Regions from separate parts of the Homo sapiens genome. Here region 2 is linked to region 1. Evidence: read pairs that join two places in POLR2A ChIA-PET (ENCODE). Cell type or tissue: OCI-LY7. All regions are shown on one strand. Links, peaks and the distances in the headings refer to the core of each region. The heading gives the core; the rest is flanking DNA.

Region 1 (5,372 bases), core at 323-5,322:
AAATCACATATTATAATTGGATCTGTAATTCTCATTCCCTTATTCACTTTTTCTAATTTAATTCACAATAATATATAGATATAAGGTATAGGTTATTGTAAATTAAATTAGATATATAATATGTGTGTTTAGATACAGAGAGACAGAGACAGTGTGTACCATTTTATAATATGAGAGCTCTGCATCTTCTAAGACCTGAGGAAGGTCATCCCAGCTTTCTGTCAGGAAAGGAAACAGCACTTCTCAAAAAATAGAAAGGTAACATGTTCACCTAGTGCTCCAGCACCTCATCCATTCTGGGGATGCTGTAGCTGCCATTTTTTTTTTTATAATTGACTTCCCCCTATACTCAGTTACTTCTAGAATGGGACTCAGCAAACCTTTCCTTAGAAAGAGAGAAATAGTAAATATTTTAGGCTTTGTGGACTGTCTCTGTGTCTCTGTTTTCTTCCCTTTTTTTTTTTTTGAGACAGAGTCTCACTCTGTCGCCCAGGTTGGAGTGCAGTGGTGCGATCTCCGCTCACTGCAAGCTCCACCTCGTGGGTTCACGCTATTTTCCTGCCTCAGCCTCCCGGGTAGCTGGGACTACAGGCACCCGTCACCATGCCTGGCTAATTTTTTTTTTTTTTTGTATTTTTAGTAGAGACGGGGTTTCACCATCTTAGTCAGGATGGCTCAATCTCCTGACTTCGTGATCCGCCCGCCTCGGCCACCCAAAGTGCTGGAATTACAGGTGTGAGCCAGCCACCGTGCCTGGCCTTTTTTTTTTTTTTGGCAGAGTCTTGCTCTGTCACCCAGGCTGGAGTGCAGTGGCATGATCTCGGCTCACTGCAACCTCTGCCTCCTGGGTTCAAGTGATTCTCCTGCCTCAGCCTCCTGAGTAGCTGGGATTACAGGTACACACCACCACACCCTGCTAAGTTTTGTATTTTTAGTGGAGACTGTGTTTCACCTTGTTGGCCAGGGTGGTCTTGAACTCCTGACCACAAATAATCTGCCCGCCTTGGCCTCCCAAAATGCTGGGAATACAAGCGTGAGCCACTGTGCCCGGCTTCTTCTTCTTCTTCTTTTCTTACAACCATTAAATTTTAAAAAATCATTTCTGCTAGATGTAGCTTGTGACATAGTTTACCAACCCCGGCTTTAGAATGGGCCTAATAGTATTGCCCAGGATGGATTCAGCTCACGTGAAGGCTTGCATTCTTTGGCAGAGCATGATATGGAGCTGGAGAGGAGGGGAGAGGAGAACAGAAGGCAAGGTGGGAAAGGACACCTGGCAGAGACAACATCTGGATCCTGAACCTGGAGGAGAAATCCACTTATATCTCACTTTAGATTTGCCAGCTGCTTTTATTTTTATTTGGACTTACAGAAAGGTGAGGCTGGGTGTGGTGTCTCATGCCTGTAATCCCAGCACTTTGGGAGGCCGAGGCAGGTGGATCACGAGGTCAGGAGATGGAGACCATCCTGGCCTACATGGTGAAACCCCATCTCTACTAAAACACAAAAAAAATTAGCTGGGAGTGGTGGTGTGCGCCTGTAGTCCCAGCTACTCGGGAGGCTGAGGCAGGGGAATCACTTGAACTGGGAGGCAGAGATTGCAGTGAGCTAAGATCACGCCACTACACTACAGCCTGGGCAACAGTGAGACTCCGTCTCAAAAAAAAAAAAAAAAAAAAAGAAAGAAAGAAAGGAAGGAAGAAAGAAAGAAAGAAGGAAAGAAAGAAAAAGAAAGAAAGAAAGAAACAAACAAACAAAAAGAAAGGTAAGAGGCAAGAGGATTGGGAAAGAATTCTCCATGTATAGTGACCAGCCTTGAAAAACAGAATTAATACCTGCTGTTGGAGAAAAGGGCAGGCAAACTTACTGCCCATCATGAAAGATTTGGGTTCTCTGAGCTCAGGGATCTCCTCCTATAATGCAAGTCACTATGTGAATAAGTGTCATCTGGCCTTCTTCACACGCCCTATGGAAATTGGGGCTCAGGACAGATATGAACAACTGCTGATACTCTGCCTACTGCTATTGCTGTGAGTATTAAAGTCTTATGTTTCTGACCCAGGCATCTCATGACTGTCTACGCCTGTGCCTTGAACAGGAAGAATCTACAGAGAAAGGAACTAGGAATCAAGGAAGCATCCCCCAAAACATTCTGTGCCATCTTCAGATTCTCTTATGTTAATGAAACAATTTTATATAATTCTCAGGTTTTCCTCTTCAAAAGATTCAGAAGGCTGTGAGACATTTGAGAGCAATGACTATATTTTGTTTACCTTTGTGTCTGGCTTGGAATCTAAAACAATACCTAGCATAATATGGATATTTAGTAAAGAAAGAGAGGAAAGAAGGAAGGAAAAAAGGAAGGAAGGAAAGGGGGAGGGGAGGAAGGAGGAAGGATACGGAGAGCGAGGGGGAAGAAAGGAAAGAGGAAGTGCTCACTTATGTAAATACTGTTATAAGAATTTTCTATGACTATTCAATTTTTCAAAACACAGAGAAAAATCAGATATTTATAGCTCTGCCACTTTAAAGCATCAGATGAATTTATCTATGTCTTTCTTTACCCACAGGTTGAGAAGAAAATACGGGAGTGAACTGTAGCAATAAACGGTTTGTGGGTAATTTTGGTACTTTAATGTGGCTTCTAAAATGTGTACTACATGACTTAGGAAGGAATATTTAAGGAGCCCAGCTGCACTAACGTGGGTTGCTATTGTGTTATTACTAAAATAGCTGAGAGAGACTCTCTGTGCAGTCACCCTAAGTGAGTTATTTTGAGTGAGTTGCTATGGTGGTATGACCTGCATGTATGACTAAACATACAAAAAAGCCAAAAGGCCAGAAATGAAGTGTCAGCTATGAAGATGCTAGTGATAAAAGCCTACCCCAAAGCAATGACAGATACTTTGAAAATACTTTGAGGGAATAAAGCACTCTTAGGGAACACAGGGTTTGAAGTAGGACTGTGTTGTTATTATTGAGTTATTTTCCAATAATTTTCGAGAGTCTGCCACAGCTTTGAGGCCAGTCTTTTATATCATTGCCCAGGCAGGGGCTCCATAGCTCAGGGGTTAGAGCACTGCTCTTGTAGTATCATTGCCCTACACAAGTGAATTTGGGTAAAAAGGAAAACAGAAGGAACTTTAACAGGCAAGTATGGAGACTGAAGTTCCACAGTAGCCCCTAGCACCAAATAAAAGTACAACAGGTCTCAATCATCACTTCCAGGCATTGAGAGAAGAAGTGCGATTTTTGAGTCTTGACTTTTGGAATCTGCAAGAGTAAGTAAATGGCTCTCTGTGTCTGTCTGGTGCCTAGGGCCAGCTCTCTCCTCTGACACTGTCCTCATTAGCATGCTAGGTGAGCATGACAACTCCGCTAGTCAGATATCACTACATCCTCAACTTCACAGAGGTGGTCTCTCATCTACCATATTTTCTGAACACCAATTCACAGTGCAGTACTGGGCAAGCTACATAAAAATTTCCTGCGAAGTTTGTAACATTTTTTTAAAGCTAAAAATTAGAGATTCTGATTCTGGCCTGAACCTTGGGAATGTGTATTTTTTAAAAGTTTCCCGAGTGATTTTCATGGGGAATTAGTTTAAAAAACACTGGTATAGACTTTCCACTTTGGAATTTAATCAGGTTGTGTTTTTTTAAATTTCACCTATTGCTGTGTTGGGGCTACTTACCTAGATGTGAGGGCTATATGACCCCACCCCTATCAACAGCACTCCAAATACTGACCAAATGAATGAATGAATGAATGAATGAGGTTGCATTCGGAGTCAGAGGACCAAAAGGAAGAATGTCTTCTTCATGGTATGGTCCCCACATTACTTGGAAAAGAATTATAAATCCCTCTTTCTAAAGAAAGAAAAAAAGAGAAAGGCAGGCAGGCAGGCAAAAAGGAGTGAAGGAAGGAAAGAAGAAAGGAAGGGAGGGAGGGAGGGAAGAGAGAGAGAGGCAGGAGGGAAAGGAAAGAGGGAGGAATTTCATAAATATTTACATAAAATCATCTTTGTTCCTGGGAGCTGAGCCATAAATCTCTGAAGAGACCATTGGATCAGTAAGGCCTGGGAGCTGTGAGTACAGTGATAGCTGTTAGCTCTGGCCCACTCTTGAGTGAGCTGAACGTTTGAGCTATGAGGGCATCCTTCCCCCACAAAATTTCCCCAGTGAGGAGCTCGTGCACCCCATCTGTGCATCAGCCCCACTGACAAACTTTCCTGTCCGCCATCCCTGGTCCATATGGCTCAACTGGGACTCCTCTCCTGGCGGTCACCATAGTCCCCCCTTAAAAGTTTGAAGGTAGCTCAGATTCCATCTATCAGGGTGAAAACCCTGTGTCTTGCTCAGGAATATTCTTCCTCGTCAGCTGTAAGAAAAGAAACAAAAATTAATATTTACGTCCACATGCTGTTTCTTTCCATCCACCCCACCCTGAGTCACCTTTGGACTTGACCTGCTGTGTGTGGAGTCGATGACTCTGCTATAAGCAGCCCTGCTCCCAGAGCGTAGCTCCCAGCCTCTCCCCTGTAAGCACCAGTGCCCCATGCTCTGTGTGTCATACAGAAGTCTATCCCTGCTACCTGGCCACAGCATACTGGATCAGGAGTTAGTACCTGAGCAGAAAGTAGCTCATCTGGTCTTATGCTTAGGCAGCCAACCACCACCAAGGCAGCTTGGACCCAACTTTCTTCCCAAATGCTGGTTCTAAACTGACAGCAGCAAGTCAACCTGAAAAAGGGGGCTACCTCTAAGTTTTGCTTGAGAGAAAGAAAGAGATGAGGGAAGAGGAAGGGAGGGAAGAGGAATGGAAGCACTTCCACAGCAGAAGGGCTGGGCCCTGATAAATAAGTGTCTTTTCCTTTCGAATCATATGCATTGCTGAGGCAGGCCCCCTGCCTCCATTCACACTGACAGCGTTTATAAAGCCAGAGGCCCATATATACTGTATTAGTCCATTCTTGCATTGCTATAAAGAACGATCTGAGACTGAGTAATTTATAAAGAAAAGAGGTTTAACTGGCTCACAGTTCCACAGGCTGTACAGGAAGCATGGCTGGGGAGGCTTCAGGAAACTTACAATCATGGCAGAAGGTAAAGGAGAAGCAGGCATGTCTTACATGGTCACAGTAGGAGAAAGAAAGATGGTGGGAGGTGCCACCTACTTTTAAACAACCAGATCTCATAAGAATTCACTCGCTATACAGTACCAAGGAAGGATGGTGCTAAACCATTCATGATCATCCTTCCCATGATCTAATCACCTTCCACCAGGCCCCACCTCCAACAGTGGGGATTACAATTGAACATGAGATTTGGGTGGGGATACAGATCCAAACCATATCATTCGGCCCCTGGCCT
Region 2 (5,372 bases), core at 181-5,180, 55 kb after region 1:
TGTGAGGAGATATGGGATCAGGGACCCATGTAACAAACAGTCTGGCCACTTTTCCACAGGGCTGCTGCAGTATGCTGGGGGTCCACTCCAGTTTCCAGTCACCTTGGATTTTCCAGCCCCTGAAGGTGTCAACAGGGAAGCCTACAAAATAGCAAAGATGGCAGCCTGCCCCTCCCTCTGGGAGCTCCATTGAGGGAGGTATAGATGTGTTGCTGGTCCAAAAACACTGGCAGGGTGGTTGTAGACCTAGGTCAGAAGATTCCACCCAGTGAAGAGAAATATGATCCAGTACCCACGTGAAAAAGCAGTCTGGCTACTTCTCTGTAGACCTGCTGTGCTGTGCCAGGGGATTGCTCCAGTCCCTAGGCACCTCAGACTTCCTTGAGCCCAAAGGCAACAACAGCTAAGGCTACGAAACAGCAAAGTTGACAGCCCGTCACTCCCTTCCCACTGGGAGTTTTGTCCTAGGGAGGCTCGGAACTATTGCCAACTGGAAAACAAAGGTGGCGAAGGTGACTGGTGACCCCAGTCAGGATGTCCTGCCCAGTGAGAAAAAATGGGGTCAGGGACCAGAATAAAAAAGGCAGTCTGACCACTTTTCCATAGGGCAGCTGCACTGAAGGCAACAACGGCTAAGGCTGTAAAACAGCAAAGATGGCGGCCTGCCCCTCTTTCTGGGAGCTCCATCTCAGGGAGGCATTGCTCCCAGTGGCTGGCTGGAGTTCCCAGCCAATGGGTCTTCTCTTGTGGGGTGCTATAGAAGCTGGGCCTGCAGACTATGACTGCTCAGCCCTCTGGATTCAAGCCCTTTCCTAGGGGTATGTATGGGGATCTAAACTCCTGCTTTGCCAGAGTTAAAGCTGCTTTTGCCAGGAAGCCTGGGTATCTAAAGCTCCTGGGTCTCTGTGTGTGCCTGAGCAGCTGCTCTGCCAAAACTCCATGTAGCTCTGTGCATCAGACTGCAGGCCCTGGTGGAGTGGGTTTGCTAAGGGATCTCCTGACCGACGGTTGCAAAGATCCATGGGAGAAATGTGGGTCCCCGGGGTTGCTCACTCACTCACCGCTTGCCTGGGCAGGGGAGGCTCCCCTGGCTCCATGTTGCTCCTAGGTGGGCACTCATCCTGCCTTGCTTTTCTCCATTCTCTATGGATTGAATTGTTTACTTGATGAATCCCAATGCTTGTACCTGGATGTCTCAGTTGAAGGTGCTGTATTTACTTGCCCCTTCCATTTCTCTCCCTGAGAGAGGCACACTCTAACTCCTTCTGATCAGCCATCTTGGCCAGACTTGCATTTTTATTTCTAATAAGCACCCCCAAGCAATTCTGATGCAACTTGTCCAGAGAAGGGCATTTGGGAAATGGTACAGACTGAAAATTGCCTAAGGTCACACAGCAAGCCAGTGAGCAAGCAAAGACCAGAACATCTCTTCCCTTCCCATCCAGGGTGGAGGAGGAAGAAGAGATGGAGGAGGAAAGAGAAAAATAATAAGGCAGAGAAGGCCCATGTGGGTCAAATCCACTCAATGTTAGTGCCAAAATTATACTTTCCATCTTGCACTAAGCCCAGAAAACCTGTTCCACTTTCTTGTGTTTGCTGCCTAGTCATCAATATTATCATAGACCCACTCACCAGGGCCAGAAACCTGGAAGAAACCAGAGCCTCCCACCTCTTAGTCAGTACCCCCCAAAAAATTAATCCAAATCCTTCTGCCTTGAAAGCTCAAAATAGGCCTCCTCTCCCTACCTCAGGAAGAATTTTCCCTCAGAAAATTCTGAGAAAGAATCAAAAAGAAATGCTAGAAATAACTTTTGATGGGCTTATTAGCAGGCTGGACACAGCTAGGGAAAGAATTTGAATTTGAGGCTATGTCAATAGGAACTTCTAGGCTGGGTGCAGTGGTTCATGCCTGTAATCCTAGCACTTTGGGAGGCCAAGGTGGGAGGATCATTGAGTCTAGGAGTTCAAGATGAGCCTGGACAACACAGAGAAACCCCATCTGTAGAGAAAATTTAAAAATTAGCCAGGCATGATGGCATATGCCTATAGTCCCAGGTACTCAGGAGCCTGAGGTGGAAGGATTGCTTGAGCACAGGAGTTCAAGACCAGCCCTGGCGACATAGCAAGATCCCATACTACAAAATTTTAAAAAATTAGCTAGGCATGGTGGTGCACACCTGTGGTCCCAGCTACTCAGGAGGCTGAGGTGGGAGAATTGTTTGGGCTGAGTAGGTCAAGGCAGGAGTGAGCTACAGTCAAGCCATGGCACACCAGCCTGGACGACAGAGCAAGACCATGTCAAAAAAAAAAGAAATAGAGAGAGAAAAGCAAAGAAAGAAAAAGGAAAAAAGAAAGAAAGAAAGAAAGAAAGAAAAGAAAGAGAGAGAAAGAAAGAGAGAAAGGGAGAAAGAGAGGAAAGAAAGAAAGAAAGAAAGGAGAAAAGAAAGAGAGAAAGAAAAAGAAAGAGAAAGACAGAAAAGAAGAGAGAGAAAAAGAAAGAGAAAGAAAGAGAGAAAGGGAGAAAGAGAGGAAAGAAAGAAAGAAGAGAGAAAAGAAAGAAAGAGAGAAAGAAAAAGAAAGAGAAAGACAGAAAAGACAGAAAGAAAAGAAAGGGAGAAAGAAAGAAAAGAAAGAAAGGGAAAGAAAGAAAAAGAAAAGAAAGGAAGGAAAGGAGGGAGGAAGGAAGGAAAAAAGGAAAGAATGAAAAAGGGAAGGAAGGAAAGAAGGAAGTCACAAAACTGAAAAGCAAAGGAAAAAAAGACTACGAGAAAAACAAAATAGAATATTGCCCAGTGGCTTCGCTCCCCTTCTTCTCCTACTCCTCCACACGCATTCTTCACTGCAGCCTGATGAGAAATGAGACTAATGAGAAAAGCAGTTGAAAAGATCAATGTACATTTTTGTTTTGCATTTTCTTGTACATTCTCTCCTCCCGCCCCCCCACCCCCTTAAGGTCATGGCATCTCTAAATTCAAGGTTTCTAAGCCATCTGGGGGAACATTTGTTGAGAGGGATAAAGAAGTCACCATTTGGAAACCTCTTCCTTATTTAAATCCTGGATTTCACTCTTTCGTTTTTTACAGAGCCCATGTTGTTCCTGAAATATTATATTGCTATGAAGTTGAAGTTTTGTTTTATAGGTAGCAAATGGTCAAAAGTACCTATTCTGGGTGTTCAAGGTTTTTCTTGTTGCTATTATTGTAGTTTGCTTTGGTTTGTTTTCAGGGAAAGAAACGTACACACCACAGATTTATATAGCTGATAACTTTCCAAGCAATCAACAAGTACCTGGAATCCAGGTTTGAGTAAACTTTGACTAACTTTGCATTCCCATGTTTAGCATGAATCTAAAACTCAAGAAATCTAAAAGACAACCAGAATATCAGACAAAGCACAAGGCTGGCAATCTGTAATCACCATCTATTAGCTTCATTGTTGCACGTGTATTTTTTTAATGCTATGTTTCCAATAATTCTTTGACAATCCACAGTTTCACCAATGTTTACAGAACGTTTCAGAGATTCAGGTTTATGGAGCCAAAAAGGCATAGGATCCACCCTGCCTGCCATTTTCTCACCCTACAAAGCAGAGTCAAATTTGATCTTGTTTAAAAAACACTTTTGACAGAATTATTGCTCCTATTGCCAAGAAAGAAGCCGTGAGAATGTCTGATTAACTTCTTCCCCCATTGCTCTCCCCAGCAGCCATTCCCCTCCACTCCAGTGTTGTTTCACAGCTCACTGATGCACTGTTCACTTTCTGGCCATACCTTTTCTCTTTCCTTTTGCTGTATCTTTAGGTTCATTGATTTTTTTTTCTTCTGCAGTGTCTAATCTGCTGTTAATCCCATCCAGCATATTTTTAATCTCAGACATTGTATGTTTTATCTTTAGAAGTTCAGGTGAGTCTTTTGAATATCTTCCATGTCTCTACTAATAGAAAATATATTTTTCTTCTATCACCTTAAATATAAGGAATACAGTTATAAAAACTATTTTAATGTCCCTGTCTACTAATTGAAGAGTCTCATCTGCCTCACTTCCAGATTTCTTTCTACTGATTGACTTTTCTCCCATTATGAGTTGCTCTTCGCTGCTTCTTTGCAGGCCTGCTCATTTTTACGGATAACACTGTAAATTTTGCCTTGTTGAATGCTAGGTATAATTAAATTCCCATAGATACTTTTGAGCTTCATTTTGGAAGGCAGCTAAATTACTCTGAAATCGTTTAATCATTTTGAGGCTTGCTTTTAAGCTTTTTAAAGGGAGACCACAGCAGCCTTTAGTCTAGGGCTAATTTCCCCTCATCACTCAGTCAAAGCTCTTCTGTGTCTTCCCAATGCCCCATGAATTACAAGGCTTTTCTTCTCAGGCTGTTGGAAAAACAAACCATCCCTGACCCTGTGTGAACCCCCCTCCTTTCCAGTGGTTTCTCAGCGTCTGACAACTGACTCACCTGTGTATGCTTTCAAGGACTCAGCCAAATTCTTCAGGGGGACCCTCCAGATCTCTGGAGTTTCTCTCTACACAGCTGTCATTTCTAGTAATCTTCCCTCAAACTCTAGCCACCTTGGCCTCCCTGTAATCTACACTCTATCTCCCAAAGTCAGGGAGTCCACCAGCTCCCCCAGGACCCCTCCCTGCACTCTCTCAAGGCAGAAAGCTGGGGCATCACAGGACTCTGTCTGTTTCCCTCCCTCTGGTAACCCTCCAAGATCGCTTCACTCCCTGGTCTACGATGTCTAAAACCATCATTTTCTACATTTGGTCTGTCTGGTCTGTTAGTTGCTTTTGGGAGGAAGGCAAATCCAGTCCTTCTTGCTCTGTCTTGGCTGAAGGTTATCACACCCTGCCACTGTCAATGTGTAGAAGTTTCTGCAAGACCCTCAGTAGGTTTTCCTAGTTTAGATAGTTTGAGGTTCACTTTTGATTGTGTGTTTTCAGAATAAACCAAAAGGTAATATCACAAACACTAGTTCCCAGATGGGGGATGAGCTCCGGGTCCACAGCACCTCCGAGAGCTGTCCCCTCTCTGGCCCTCTCTGCCTGCCTGATCCAGGGCTCCTGCCACTGCATTCTCCTTTCCATTGTTCTCTGAGCTAAGAATCACCATCTACGCACACGGGCTCTACACCACAGCAGGAAGGTGCAGTGCCTGGATCTCTGGCTCAGAAACAGTTTATGTCTTGTCAGGTTCACAATCCAGGATGTGGGCCCACGGTGTGCTGGGCTGGCGCTAGGCTGGCGCTGGGCTGCAAAAACCAACTGCACTTCTCTTTTCAGCTCTGTGTTCCGCAATTTCACATGACTAGTTGAAAGCAGCCTGGTGAGGGTGTTTACACACTGAATTCCGCAAAGGCTACCAATCAGGGT

Evidence for each region. Peaks named below come from ENCODE experiments on the same cell type or tissue, not always from the same donor. Only the 100,000 strongest peaks of a DNase experiment are listed, where the experiment ranks them.
Region 2: POLR2A ChIA-PET joins it to region 1 with 11 read pairs; 5 of 35 experiments call an interaction of 5 or more read pairs at or near these places.

The regions. Positions count from the first base shown.
Region 1 is chr6:159,465,136-159,470,507 of GRCh38, forward strand. It overlaps LOC101929142 (a long non-coding RNA gene), which reads left to right. Exons shown (of 3, transcript XR_943178.4): 2 at 1,212-1,376; 3 at 2,571-2,612. Among named protein-coding and RNA genes, the nearest start is that of LINC02529, 84 kb to the left of the region's middle. In OCI-LY7, for the core only: no CTCF peak of the experiment used is centred there; DNase peaks (open chromatin) are centred at 1,986, 2,726 and 3,336; H3K4me3 peaks cover 2,152 bases; H3K27ac peaks cover 4,018 bases.
Region 2 is chr6:159,520,561-159,525,932 of GRCh38, forward strand. No RefSeq gene overlaps it. Among named protein-coding and RNA genes, the nearest start is that of LINC02529, 140 kb to the left of the region's middle. In OCI-LY7, for the core only: no CTCF peak of the experiment used is centred there; no DNase peak of the experiment used is centred there.